3 separate regions of the Homo sapiens genome follow, and all the other regions are linked to region 3. A link is a contact called in ENCODE Hi-C or POLR2A ChIA-PET data. All regions are on one chromosome and are shown on one strand. Each heading gives the region's core, a stretch centred on a gene start or an enhancer-like site at or near the end of the contact. The rest is flanking DNA. Distances are from core to core; before and after follow the strand shown. Region 1 holds the start of ZNF431 (zinc finger protein 431). Region 2 holds the start of LINC01233 (long intergenic non-protein coding RNA 1233). Region 3 holds the start of ZNF100 (zinc finger protein 100).

Region 1 (4,531 bases), core at 508-3,007, 630 kb after region 3:
ATTATCTTTCTGCCCCCTAAGACAATCCAGGGGGCATACATTATTTCTGTGTTTTCCCATCAGTGCCAGCATCGGACTGGCTGACCAGCAATGTGTCCCCAAGAAATGAAAGCTGGGTTGGGCGTAGACAATTTTAATGTCTCAAGAGGTTACCTTTTCAAAATAAGAGTAAACTAGAAGATTCCTCTCAGCCCCAGGGCATCCACTTGCTTCCTTGAGAGGATACACTCCATATTTCAAGTCGTCCTATGGAAGAAAATAAACCAGAAGCTGATATTCACTAGGCACTTTAGCTGACATAACCACGGTGGATATCTTAGTTCATCCCCAGACAGCACTGAAACCCACGACCAGAAAAAAACTAAAAGGTGGCTGAGGACACATCACCCCATAAAGTTTCCAAAGGAAAACCTTGACCGAAAAACATTCTGACAAGATCTCTGTGCCTAGAGAAGATACAAGGAGAAAAGGCACAGAGAGTTTTAACAATACAGTATCAGGGGATTATTCTTTGCTTTCTTCTCATGGGAAATATTTACAGATATTTTTTTTAAAAAATCTTTTAAAAAACTTTTTGAAAAGCGTCATTTAATGCTTTGTCAAAAAATAATTAAAATACGGTATAGAAAAGTACACTAAAAGACAAATAGGCGATAACGTGAATTAGGGAGGAAAAGCTGGCATTTGGAAACACCAGAAGGAACTGGAAATTTAGTATCTTACTGCAAGCCAGAGGGAGGCTGGAGAAATGAGGAATGGGGGTTAGACTTAAGACCCTGCTTGGGACACAGGTGAAAAATGCAGCGGAAAATCAGCTCCCCATGGACTGTGAAAATAATTAAAAGGCAGGCAATTAGACGGAGGTGTCTTTAGTCCCTGGGTTCCTACTTTAAAAAAATCTAACTGACGTACATTTTTCAGTAAATTACTACATTGAGAGAAACAAAACTCAGCCCTAACCAACTATAAACTGCCAATTAACCTCTGATTACATAATCAGGAAATTTTCACCTTTATTGTACAAATTAAGAAACTATGTAACTCTACCTAACCAATTACTGAATTTGGTTTTCTTCATCATGCTTTTTATAAAAGTCTTTTCTTCAAGTCCCGCCCATGAAGCACAAATTACAAACCACAGCTGGGTGCTCCACAATTTTTGAATCACTCTTTGATTAAATTATTTAATGTTTTTATAGTGACTCCCATATATTTTTAACAGAAGACAAGAGGAACTGGGAACTCCACGGAACAAAGCTCTTCCCATTCATGAACCCGCACCCCGAGTCAGAACTGTCCCCTGAAGACCCTCCCGTGGTCCCTGCACAATCTGGGAAAGACGCGGTGCTGCGGGTGCAGAGCTGCCCAGAGAGGGCTCCAGGCCAGGGCACAGTCACTGTGCAGTGAAGAGACAGGACGCCTGGGGTCCCGACTGTCAGCACAGCCGCCATCTTATGGCTGGAGGGGACTGAGGCCGAGCTGGGCAAGGAGAACTCGGGGCGCAGACTGTGGAGCTGACTGCGGGGAGGCCTGAGTCCCGCCACAGCCACTTCCCACCGGTTACAACCAGCCCTTCCCCTCTCTCGGGATGTCCGACCCGGCACTCTCACCATTTCTAGGCTTTCAGGGGGTCCCGGTGTCTTAGCTGTGGGTCTCCCAATACCTGCAGGTCACAGGGCCACAGATGTTGGGCCTCTAGGAGCAGAGGACACAGAGCAGCGAAGGGGAGACCTGGAGCTCAGGCTGCGGCGAGAGACAAAGGCCCCGCCACATCCCGGAAGCCGTCCTGTCCGCTCCAGCTGCGTGCCTGATTGGACGGTTCCCAGCCTAGCGTCGCTGATTGGATAACGTTTAAAACCCCACCTTCTCAGGCCCTGAGTGACAGAAGATGCGAACAGATGCTGGGCTGAGTGAAGAAAGAGTGACAGCTTAGGCTGCCGTCTTTTCAGGCAGGGCTTCCTCCCAGAGCTTAGCCAGGCCCACCCCAGAGGGAATTTGTATTTAACCTTGTGTGTAAAGTCACATGCATTTATAAATAACATACTGTATGCCTATTCACAAATGAAAAGAATATAATAACAATTATTTTAAAATTTCGGATTTTATGACCTTCCCGGCTTCTGGTCTTTCAGCAGGCCGTCTGAAATTTTAGAACGGAGGTAATTTTCTGAAATAAAATGTGAGCCATATGTAAATTTTAAATTTTCTAGTAACCAAACTTAAAAAAAAAAAGTAACAGGTTGAATTGATTGTAACAATTTAATTAACCCAATATATCAAAAAATTTTCATTTTAATGTGTGAGAAATATGTGATTATTAATAAAGTATATAAATATTTGAAACTAAATCTTTGAAACTAACTCTGTATTTTACCTTTCTAGCACATCGCAGTTCAGACCAGGAACATTCCAGGCACTCAGGAGCCACACATGACCAAAGCTTCCACATTGAAGTGCAGCTCTGATGTCGGGAGGTGAAGGGCCCCAGCAAACCTTTTCTGCCAGAGGTGAAGGAAAAGCCTCTCCCTACCAACATCTCCCTTCAGTTCTGAGGGTGGAACAGATAGTGGCCATAGAAAGAGCAGAGGGCAGCAAGAACAAAATAACCACAAGGAGACCACTGATAGCCACCTGTTGCCCATTTTCTTCCAGAGATCAGACAGTGAAGAAAGAATGTTGGGGCCACAGGATAATAAAACTCTGTGTCTTCAGATCTGTCCACACTCTTGACCTCAAATGTTTAGATATGGAGAAAACAGATTAAAGGCAAAACTTATTTTGCTATTGGCCTTGGCCCTAATGGTCAGGCCGTAGTTATCTGTTTTCTCCTGTGGTGTGTGGGACTGTGTGGGTATAAGCACCAATCACATGCATACATGTCTACGTGTATTTCTGCATTACTCAACATTCTCTTACAAGTCACCCAACTTTAAATCAGGGGAAAAAATCAGTACCTATAGGGTGCCCACTGTTAGAAGGTAACTAGTAATCAACCTGTCATAGAATCCTGGTGTCCTATCTGCACGGGGTGCATGTATTAGTTAGCTATTGTAGCATAACAAATCGTCCAAAACTTATTAGTTCATAATTGAGATGGTCAGCCATTTAGGCTAGACTGAGTGGGGCCGTTCTTCTAGTCTCAGCTGAGCTCTTTGAGACACGTATCATCAGCTGCTTGTTGACTAGCCAGCTGTGCTTCTGGGGGTGAGCTTCTAGTTCTGGGGCTGTCAACAGGGCACCTTGCTTCTCCTTCCCATGGTATCTTATTTTCCAGCTGGCTAACATGGCTTTATTCAGGGAGATGGCAGCATTCTGAAAGAAAAACAGAAGCATTCAAGACCATTTGAGCCTGGGCCCCAAACTAGCCCACTGTCATGTTCACAAGTTTCTACCACTCTGAGCCAATAAGGCCAGCCAGATCTAGGGTTTGGAAAACAGATTCTGGATCTTGATGGAAACAGTTGTAAAAGCACCTGGCAATGGGCATGGATACAGAAGAGATTAAAAATTGCCACCATTTTGCAATTAGTACCAATCTACCTCTTTTCCATATGTGGTTCATAGAACTCTTTCACATCAAGAAAATTGTCCAAAGACCCACAGATACTAAGTGGCTGGGCTGAGACTCAGGATTAACTCTGTCTGACTCCAAAGCCCATGTACCTCCATAGATCACACTACAAAGTAGCTGCCCTGCCCTAGACCCTTGAAATCCTGGAGAGTGACACTTGTACAGAAGAAACCAGATTCCTTCAGATTTGTGCTCAGTACTGTTTATCATTGGGAATAATCATCTCAAGAAATTGCAGAAGCACTAGCTGGCTCACACCTGTATTGTTAGCACTTTGGTAGCCTGAGATGGGAGAATTACGTGAGCTCAGGAGTTCCAGTGCAGCCTGGGCAACATAATAAGATGCTGTTTCCATGAAAAATAAAATAAAATAAAATTTAGCCAGCCATGGTGGTGCATGCCTGTAGTCCCAGCTACTTAGATGGCAGAGGCAGGAGGATTGCTTGAGCCTGGAAGGTGAAGGCTGAAGTGAGCCATGATTGGTTACACCACTGCAATCAAGACTGGTTGATAGAGTGAGACCCTGTCTCAAAAAAAGAAAAGAAATTGAAGAAGCATTTTGAAAAGACATAGAATAATTTAAGGAAATAGCTGAGGGATGAGTTTAGGAAATCGAGGCCCAACAACACATTATTTATTTTTCATCATATAAAAAAATTTGAAAACTTTTAAGAGAAAGAAACTTTTTTTTTTTTTTTGAGACCAAGTCTTGCTCTTTTGCCCATCCTGGAGTGCAGTGGCCTAATCTCTGCTCACTGCAGCCTCTGCCTCCTGGGTTCAGCAATTCTCCTGCTTCAGGCTCCCGAGTAGCTGGGATTACAGGTGCGCGCCACTATGCCCAGCTAATTTTTTTTGTATTTTTCGTAGAGATGGAGTTTCACCATGTTGGCCAGGCTGGCCTTGAACTCCTGATCTCGTGATCTACCCGCCTTGGCCTCCCAAAGTGCTGGGATTACAGGT
Region 2 (4,511 bases), core at 1,810-4,309, 770 kb before region 3:
AGAGATGGCAGAAAGTGACATTAAGTCCTTTGATATGGGATGTGCAGGGATTACGGTCATACAAACAGGAGGAATATTCACCTAGGTAGGGAGGAGTTATTTGGGGAAGGTTTCCTATTTAAGCTGATGTTTGAAAGATGTGTAGGAACTAAGTATACAAAAGGAGGTGAGGAGGGGAATGAGTGTTATGAGCAGACACATCAACACTGTTAACAACAACCAGTATTTTGGGGGCATATCCTAAATGAAAGGTACTATGCTAAGAATTTCACATGAGTAGTTGTAATCTCATTTGATCTTTACAGTGACCCTATGACTTGAGTGTTATTGTTCCAAATTTAGGAATGAGGATGAGGAAACTGGGACACACAGAATTTGGAAACCTGCCTCAGGTTACACAGGTAGAGCCAGGATTTGAAAAGTGTTGCTCTGTGAGTGGCTGGTTTCAGGAGGGAAGTTCAGAATAGCTGAAGTGCATGATGTGGATGAATGGAGGTTGTTAGAGGAGGGAAAAGGGGAAATGATGAGATATGATGTTGGAAAGGAAGGATGTAGAAGTCAGATTCCAAAGGGCCTTGCAAGCCTCATAAGGGAGAAACTTAAATATCACTTAAATGGTAGCCATCCTATCCGCACTTTAAATTCCTGCTTCAAAAGTATTTCTGGAGCTCCTTCATCCTACTTGATGTAGTGAAGAATATAGTCCTGGCTCAGCTGCTATGACTTAAACATGACAGACTGTATTCCAGTACAAACTGATTTTTGTTGAGGAGTTTTTACACCCTAGAGTAAAATAATCAGAAACAAACTTCCTTATATGAACTTATATCTTCCTGACAAACAGCATTCATTGACTATAGTTCTTTTTGCTGAAGTATATTTCTTTTATTTTAATCTTTGCATTAGATAGGACACAATGGACTGTCCTATTTTGTGGTAAGGGTAACTTGCAAATAATCTGTTATAAAAAATAAAGTGTTGCACTTTGTGAATGTTTTAATATAATTTAAAAAGTAAACTCAGATTTAAAATTTTCCTTATATATAACCATTATATTAGAATTCTCTTTTGAGTGGAAGAGGAAGAAGCGTTATTTTTAATACACATACTATTGGCTACGGAGGTGTTTCATGCATGACAATGACATTTGTCAAGTATATCAAGACAAATGATCAATGGACAAAAAGTGTGGCGCTCTGGGAGGGTGGGGGGGATCCATTTAAATAAGGAATGAGCTAGTGGTTACAGGAGGCTACATTCTTTTTTTGTTGTTTTTTTGATGAAGTCTCGCTCTTTCACCCATGCTGGAGTGCAGTGGTGCGATCTCAACTCGCTGCAGCCTACCAGGAGGCTACATTCTTAACCCTAGCAAATCACCTTATACTCAAAGAGCCAGGAAAAAGAGTATATGTACTAGGGGTTCTCCAAAGAAACAGTACTAATAGAGGAGAGAGAGAGAGAGATAATAAATAGATAGATGATATATAGATAGATAGGTGATAGATAGATGATCAATATATGATAGATGACAGATAGATGATAGATAATAGATGATTGATACACGATAGATGATAGATTATCAATATATGATAGATGATAAATAGATGAATGATAGATGATCGACAGATGAATAATAGATGATAGATGAATATGATAGATGATAGATGAATTATCGATATATGATAGATGATAGGTGATAGATGAATGATAGATGATAGATGAATGATAGATGACAGATAGATGAATGATCAATACATGATAGATGATAGATGAATGATCGATATATGATACATAGATGATAAATAGATGGATTATAGACAGATGAATGATAGATGATAGATGAATTATCGTTATATGATAGATAACAGATGACAGATAGATGATAGATAGATGAAAGATAGATGGATGAGATGAGATGATTTATGATGGGAATTAATGCATGGGATTATGGAGGTTCTTCTGAAATAAAATGGAAGTTTTGTCTTTGTGTCTGCTTGAGTACCTGCTCAGGAACCCTGACCGTAGTTCTAAGAATGCAACAAATTCTAATTTTTGGATTGCTAATTCAGGATTAAAGAGAATCCTGTACATTCCCACTTTATTATCAACCACCTTGAATGTGGAAAAAGGGACCTGTGAAATTATAGTTGAAGTGAGGGGTAAATATGGAGAAAAAGAAGGGAGCTTACCTGTATTCACTAGACTTTTATTTAGTTCCAGGGCTTATGAAGGGGCCCAAGAGAGTCAAAGCAGCTTTCTACAAATTCAGCTGTCACATTAATTTTCTCACACACTAGAGTTGCCACTTAAAAATATTAAAATAAAAAAACCAGTGTTGACCATCTAACAGGATTAGTTGACTCAGCTACTAAGTTACTAATTTGCTTCATTTTTGGAAGACATCCAGCATCTGAGAATTGGACTTTTCCTAGAAGTTCACTTGGTACCTTCGGATAAGTCCTGGTTCATCTGCAGAGGATCCGAGGGGAAAGCCTGATGGGACCCACGGCCGCTCTGAGAGGAAAGGGGTGCTGTTGGGTGCGGGAGGAGGAGCTGGGAAGCAGGAGAGCCCGGGACTGGATCCAGCTGGAAAGGGGGGCAAATGTGCTCCCGGAATCAGGGTAGGGACCCTCTAGGAATGGGGCGTTCCGAGAGGTAGGCGTCTGGAACATTGATTAGGGGTCCTTGGAGGTGATTTCTGGGAAGGGAAGGTCTGGGGCAGGGCTGTGAGGAGTCAGGAAAGAAACTGTGGAGTCCGTTCCTCACCCACCTCCTGAGCCCTAGGTTCCGAGGCTCCCAGGTCAGGGGGTTCAGTGGCGCAGGAGGGTCCAGGGCAGGAGTCGGTGAGTTGCCTCTCAGGTCCGCCTGTAAAGGAACTCTGACCCAGAGCGTGAGGGGGACCCAGGAAGCCGCTGCGCCCACCCAGGGAAAGCCCGCCCCACCCCATTGTCCCTGGATCCGGCGGCCCCGCCGCTTCCGTCCCTCTGGAGCGGGCGGCCCCGCCCCTCTTCCCAGAGTGGGCGGGGCAGCAATTGCCTGCTCAGCTTTCCTTGTGACGCCTCACACCCACCTGGACGCGCTGCTGCCTGGCCTCGCCTCCTTTCTCTGTCATCTTTCTCATCGACCAATGGACTTGGAGGATGGCGGCCACGCCCCCTATTCTGCGCTGTAGTAGGCCCTGGTTACGCCTCCTCTGGTCAGTCGCACAGTTGCGCGGTGGCCGACAGGAATTGTTCCCCAGTGGTAAGCCGCAATCTAGCTGACGTGGCCCCAACCCCACATTCCTTCCTGCCCTGCAATGTCTGAAGAAACCCTACAGAGCAAATTGGCGGCTGCAAAGAAAAAGGTACTATCGCCAGGTGATGGCCTCCCCCACCCAGCCCCAGAATCCCTCTGATGGCAGGACTGCGGCCAGAGCTCATGCCACTCCCGAGGCTTACTGGGCTGGGCCCCCAAGTGCCACTGGGCTCCCCCCATCAAAGTCTTGTCAGTCAGCCCCTCCCCTTAACAGCCCAGACCCTGCCTGGAGTGAGATTTGCTTATTTACCATGAAAGAGATCTTGGGAAACTGAACTTGACAGCTTGAATCTTCCTCATGTCTCAATCTGGGGGACTTTGAGTGTCACAGGGTAATATGGGGCATCTTTCTGAAGCATCAGTTTCCCTTGATTCTCTTCAGAGAGAAAAAACATTAATGGATTTAGGGATGACCGTCTCATAGATTTCTAAGAGTATACCAGACCTCTCTGAAATGAGGCTTGGGCTGTCCTCTTTCTGTTCAATTCCTAGATGTAACAGAAAGGCTGCCTTCTGCCGTGAGGACGCATGGGAAAAGAGTAACAGTAAAGAATCTGGTTTTTTGTGTGTGTGTTTTTTTGTTTGTTTGTTTGTTTTTGTTTTTTTAACCTTGCTCTGGAAGGGATGGGGTGTTTGGAGCCCATTCCTTTGGCCTTGGCTATTTGGACAGCGTTATTTTATAACTGTCCTTGAAATGAGCTTGCTAGGTGGAGGAAAACTTGTTCTTTTCTTTGTTTTTTTTAAACCCCTGCCTTGCCACATTCTGGGCCTTAGCTTTTACTTTTCTTGGAGTGAATACATGTAGTACTTATTATTATTTTTAAATTTTTGCCTCAGTTTCCCCCGTTTGATGATTTTTATGAAAGAAGTTTAATAGAAAGCATTACTATTACTTAGTTTTGCCTGAAGAGACAAGTTTTGTTTTTTTTTAACACAAAGGTTGATATTTACGCAGAGCTATTAGCTGAGTGTTGATTTTTCTAGCTACTATTGCCTCTATAGTTGATTGAATACTTCTAACAATGAGAGGTAACAGACAAGGGAGTATTAGGAAACTTTTTAGTGTGGCTAAAACCACTCCTATTAAAGTTTTGAACCCTCCAAAAAATGAAAACTAGCCTCCAAAGAGAGAATCTGGAGACTACTCTTTCCAAGTTTGAACTGGAACGTGGGCTAATTTTTTTATTTTTGTAGTTATTTTTATAATTGCTTTT
Region 3 (4,356 bases), core at 392-2,891:
TTGCTCAGGTCAACAGAAACCTGTGAACATGACAGTGGGCCAGTTTGGGGCCCAGGCTCAAATGGTATTGACTGCTTCTCTTTTTCTTTTAGAATGCTGCCATCTCCATGAATAATGCCCATGTTAGCCAGCTGGAAAATAAGATACCATGAAGAGGAGAAGCAAGGTGCCCCTGTTGACAGACCCAGGAGCAGAAGCTCACCCCCAGATGCACAGCTGTCTAGTCAAAAAGCAGGTGATGATACATGTCTGAAGGAGCTCAGCTGAGACCAGAAGAATGGCCCCACTCAGCTCGGCCTAAATGGCCAACCATTTCAATTATAAACTAATAAGTTTTGGATGATTTGTTATGCCTCAATAGCTAACTAATACATGCACCCAGTACAGATAAGTTGCCAGGATTCAGTGACAGGTTGACTAAGAGTTGGCTTCTAACAGTGGACACCCTCTAGGTACTGATTTCTTCCCCTGATTTAAAGTTCGATGTTTTGTAAGAGAATTTTGGGTAATGCAGAAATACCTGTAGACATGTATGCGTGTGATTGGTGCTTAGACTCACATAGTCCCCCACACCACAGGAGAAAACAGATAAACACAGCCTGATTGTTAGGGCCAAGACCATATAGCAAACTATGTTTGTTTTTAATCTATTTTCTCCATCTCTAAATACTGGAGTTCAAGTGTGTGGACAGAACTGAAGACATAGTTGTTTTTTCTCCTGTGGCCCCATCATCCTTTGTTCACTATCTGGTCTCTAAAAGAAAGGTGGGCAACAGGTGGCCAGCAGTTGTTTATTACCTGTGGCTATTTTATTCCTACTGCCCTCAGCTCTTTCTATGGGAACTATCTGGTCCACCCTAGGAACCAAAGAGAGATGTTTGTAGGGAGAGTCTCTTCTTTCACTCTCGCAGGAAAGAGATGTTCAGGCCCTTCACACCGCTGACATCAGAGCTGCACTTCAATGTGACAGCTATTGTCCATGTGTGGCTACTGGGTTCCCACAATGTGCCTGGTCTGAAATGCGATATGCTAGAAAGGTAAAATACAAAGTCAGCTTCAAAGATTTAGTTCCAAATATTTATATATTTTATCAATAATTACATATTTCTCACACATTAAAATGATAATATTTTGAATATAATGGGTGAATTACATTGTTAACAATCAGTTCAACTTGTTTCTTTTTAAAGTTTGGCTACTAGAAAATTTCAAATCCACATGTGGCTGACATTCATTTTAGATGATTTTCTCTTTTCTAAAATCTCAGGCTGCCTGCTCAAAGGGCCAGAAGCCAGGAAGGTCATAAAAGCTGAAATTTTAAAATAATTGTTATATTCTTTTCACTTGTGTATAGCTATATAATGTATTATTTATTTATACATATGACCTTATACACAAATTTAAAGGCAAATACTCTCTGGGATGGGCCTAGCTCAGCTGAGGGAGGAAGCCCTGTCAGAAGAGGGGGCAGTCTAGGCTGTCACTCTTTCTTCATTGAACCCGCATCTGATCACATCTTCTGTCACTCAAAGCCTGACAGGGCGGGGATTTAAGCATTATCCAACCAGGGACGCTGGGCTGGAAACCGTCCAATCAGGCATGCAGCTGGAGCGGACTGGACGGCTTCCGGGTTTGGCGGGGTCTTTGTCTCTCGCTGTAGCCGGAGCTCCAGGTTTTGCTCTCACTTCTCTGTGTCTTCTGCTCCTAGGGGCCTAGCCTGTGTGGCCCTCTGACCTGCAGATATTGGGAGATCCACAGCTAAGACGCCAGGACCCCCTAGAAGCCTAGAAATGGTGAGAGTGCCCGGTCCGACATCCCGAGAGACGGCGAAAGGGCTGGTTGGAACTGGTGGGAAGTAGCTGTGGCGGGACTCAGGCCTCTCCGCAGTCAGCTTCACAATCTGCGCCTTGCCCAGCTCGGCCTCCGTCCCCTTCGGCCATAAGATGGCGGCTGCGCTGACAGCCAGGACCCCAGGCGTCCTTTCTCTTCCCTGCGTAGTGACTGTGCCTTGGCCTGGAGCCCTCTCTTGGCAGCTCTGCACCCGCAGCGCCGCGTCTCTCTCAGATTGTGCAGGGACCACGGGAGGGTCGTCAGGGGAAAATCCTGACTCGGGGTGCGGGTTCATGAATGGGAAGATCTTTGGTCCGTGGCTTTCCCAGTTCCTCTTTTCTCCTATTAAAAATGTATGGGAGTCACTGCACAAATATTAACGATTTTTTTGTTTGTTTGAGACGGAGTCGCTCTGTCGCCCAGGCTAGGGTTTAGTGGCGCGATCTCCCCTCACTGCAACCTCCGCCTCCCGGGTTCTGGAGATTCTCCTGGCTCAGCCTCCCGAGTAACTGGGATTACAGGCGCCTGTCACTGGGCCGGCCTTATTTTTTTGTATTTTTAGTTGGGACGGGGTTTCACCTCGTTGGCCAGGCTGGTCTTGAACTCCTGACCTCGTGATCCGCCCGCCTTGGCCTCCTAAAGTGCTGGGATTACAGGCGTGAGCCACCGCGCCTGGCCTAAAGAATTTAATCAAACAGTGATTCAAGAATCATAGAGTATCCAGCTATGGTTTGTAGTTTGTTGTCTATGGGAGAGGCTTGAAGGAAAGTCATTTATAAAATGTATGATGAAGAAAACTAAATTTAGTAATTGGTTACAGTAACGTAGTTTCTTGATTTGTACAATACAGGTGAAGATTTCCTGGTTGTGTAATCAGAGGTTAATTAACAGTTTATAGTTGTTTAAGCCTACATTTTCTCTGAATGTAGTAATTAAAAAAAAAATGCACCTGAGTTAGATTTTTTTTTTTTTTAAGTAGGAACCCAGGGACTAGAGACACCTCAGTGGAATTGCCTGTCTCTTAATTATTTTCACACTCCACGGGGAACTGATTTTCTGCTGCATTTTTCACCTGTGTCCCAAGCAGGTTGTTAAGTCTAACCCCCGTCCCCCATTTCTCCAGCCTCACTCTGGCTTGCAGTAAGATACTAAATTTCCAATTTCTTCTGGCGTTCCCAAATGTCAACTTTTCCTTCCTAATTCACATTATCACCTATTTGTCCTTTAGTGTACTTGTTTATACCATATTTTAATTAATTGTTTTTGACAAAGCATTAAATGGCGCTTTTAAGAAGATGTGTTATCCGCTTGTAAATATTTCCCACGAAAAGGAAACAAAGACTAATCCTCTGACACTGTATTGTAGAAAATCTCTGTGTCTCTTTTCCTTTTACCTTCTCTAGGCACAGAGATTTATCAGAATGTTTTTGGGTCAAGGTTTTGATTTGGAAAAATCTATGGGGTGATGTGTCCTCAGCCACCCTTTAGTTTTTTCCTGGTCCTGGGTTTCAGTACTATCTGTGGATAAACCGAGATATCCGCCATGGTTCTGTCAGCTAAAGTGCCTAGTGAATGTCAGCTTCTGGTTTATTTTCTCCCGTAGGATGACCCGAGGTATGGAATGTGTCCTCTCAAGGGAGCAAGTGGATGCCCTGGGGCTGAGAGGAGTCTTCTGGTGCAGTCTTATTTTGAAAAGGTAACCCCTTGAGACATTAAAATTGTCTTCACCCAACCCAGCTTTCATTTCTTGGAGACACGTTGCTGGTCAGCCAATCAGATGCTGGTATTGAGGGGAAACACAAAAATAATTTCTGCTCCCTGGATCATCTAAGGGGGGCAGAAAAATAGTGAAATAAATATAAAGAAAAATATTGGAAAAAAAAGTGAAAATTTTGTTACCAAAAAGTATTCCAAAAGACAAACAACAACAGAACTGACCCCAGTGAGATGGTGTAAGAGCTTGCAAAGTAAAATGCACCTGGGGCAGTCACTGGGGCATAATGCAGTGTCTTCTGAGTGGGTGGTTCTTGAGCACATAAGTGAGCAGGAGTGGGTGGAAGAATCTCTCCAGTGATTGAATGACCTGACTTGAAACATGAGTCAGACACATCTGTTATTTAATCAGCACTGCCACTACCTGGGTTTGTCACCTTGAAGATATTTGTCACTTATTTTGACCTCAGTTTTTTAGCTGTAAATTGCATTATATTAGTAGGGCTTGAAAGGTAGAAAAATATTTACAAAGGTCATGAAAGAGGTGGGTTTCAGAAAAAAATGTCTGATCATGTATTTCATTTGTCAAAAATTTGTTAAAAATTCTCATTTACTGTTTTTCCCAGAGTGAGTTAGGAATTTTCTCAGGTGTGTTTTTTTTATGGCTGAGTGATTTCAAACAGAATTTCAAGGCTTAGCTTTTAGAATGCTCCCAGGCAAAATCTCTCAATTTTAGTTTTGGAAAATGAATACATTTCCACAAGAAAATGTGGTGGATAATTGGTGAGTTACATAGATTCATTAAAACATCAG

What was found. A loop is a pair of places that touch in the nucleus more often than their neighbours do. ChIA-PET counts read pairs that join two places held with the same protein, here RNA polymerase II (POLR2A). Pooled maps may share reads with other maps.
Region 1: a map of B cell shows a loop between it and region 3 (7-fold over the local background). The contact joins the promoter of ZNF431 here to the promoter of ZNF100 in region 3. A Hi-C loop is called at or near these places in 3 of 168 maps with a recorded cell type or tissue (B cell, endothelial cell of umbilical vein and naive thymus-derived CD4-positive, alpha-beta T cell), 2 of 37 single-sample maps with no recorded cell type and 12 of 50 pooled maps. POLR2A ChIA-PET finds 5 or more read pairs at or near these places in 8 of 52 experiments (CD4-positive, alpha-beta memory T cell, H1, HEK293 and 5 more).
Region 2: a loop to region 3 is called in a map of ascending aorta, with 5 times the contacts of the local background. The contact joins the promoter of LINC01233 here to the promoter of ZNF100 in region 3. A Hi-C loop is called at or near these places in 2 of 168 maps with a recorded cell type or tissue (ascending aorta and sigmoid colon) and 4 of 50 pooled maps.

Annotation. Positions count from the first base shown.
Region 1 is chr19:21,139,266-21,143,796 of GRCh38, reverse strand. It overlaps ZNF431 (zinc finger protein 431), which reads right to left and starts at 1,757. Exons shown (of 5, transcript NM_133473.4): 1 at 1,611-1,757; 2 at 154-246. The coding sequence starts at 1,613. RefSeq lists enhancers at 1-470, 1,252-1,731.
Region 2 is chr19:22,531,174-22,535,684 of GRCh38, reverse strand. LINC01233 (long intergenic non-protein coding RNA 1233) reads right to left here and starts at 3,059. Exons shown (of 2, transcript NR_110664.1): 1 at 2,771-3,059; 2 at 2,191-2,469. LOC105376917 (a long non-coding RNA gene) reads left to right here and starts at 3,200. Exons shown (of 2, transcript NR_160728.1): 1 at 3,200-3,346.
Region 3 is chr19:21,764,864-21,769,219 of GRCh38, reverse strand. ZNF100 (zinc finger protein 100) reads left to right here and starts at 1,641. Exons shown (of 5, transcript NM_173531.4): 1 at 1,641-1,793; 2 at 3,434-3,526. The coding sequence starts at 1,791. RefSeq lists a silencer at 1,477-1,654.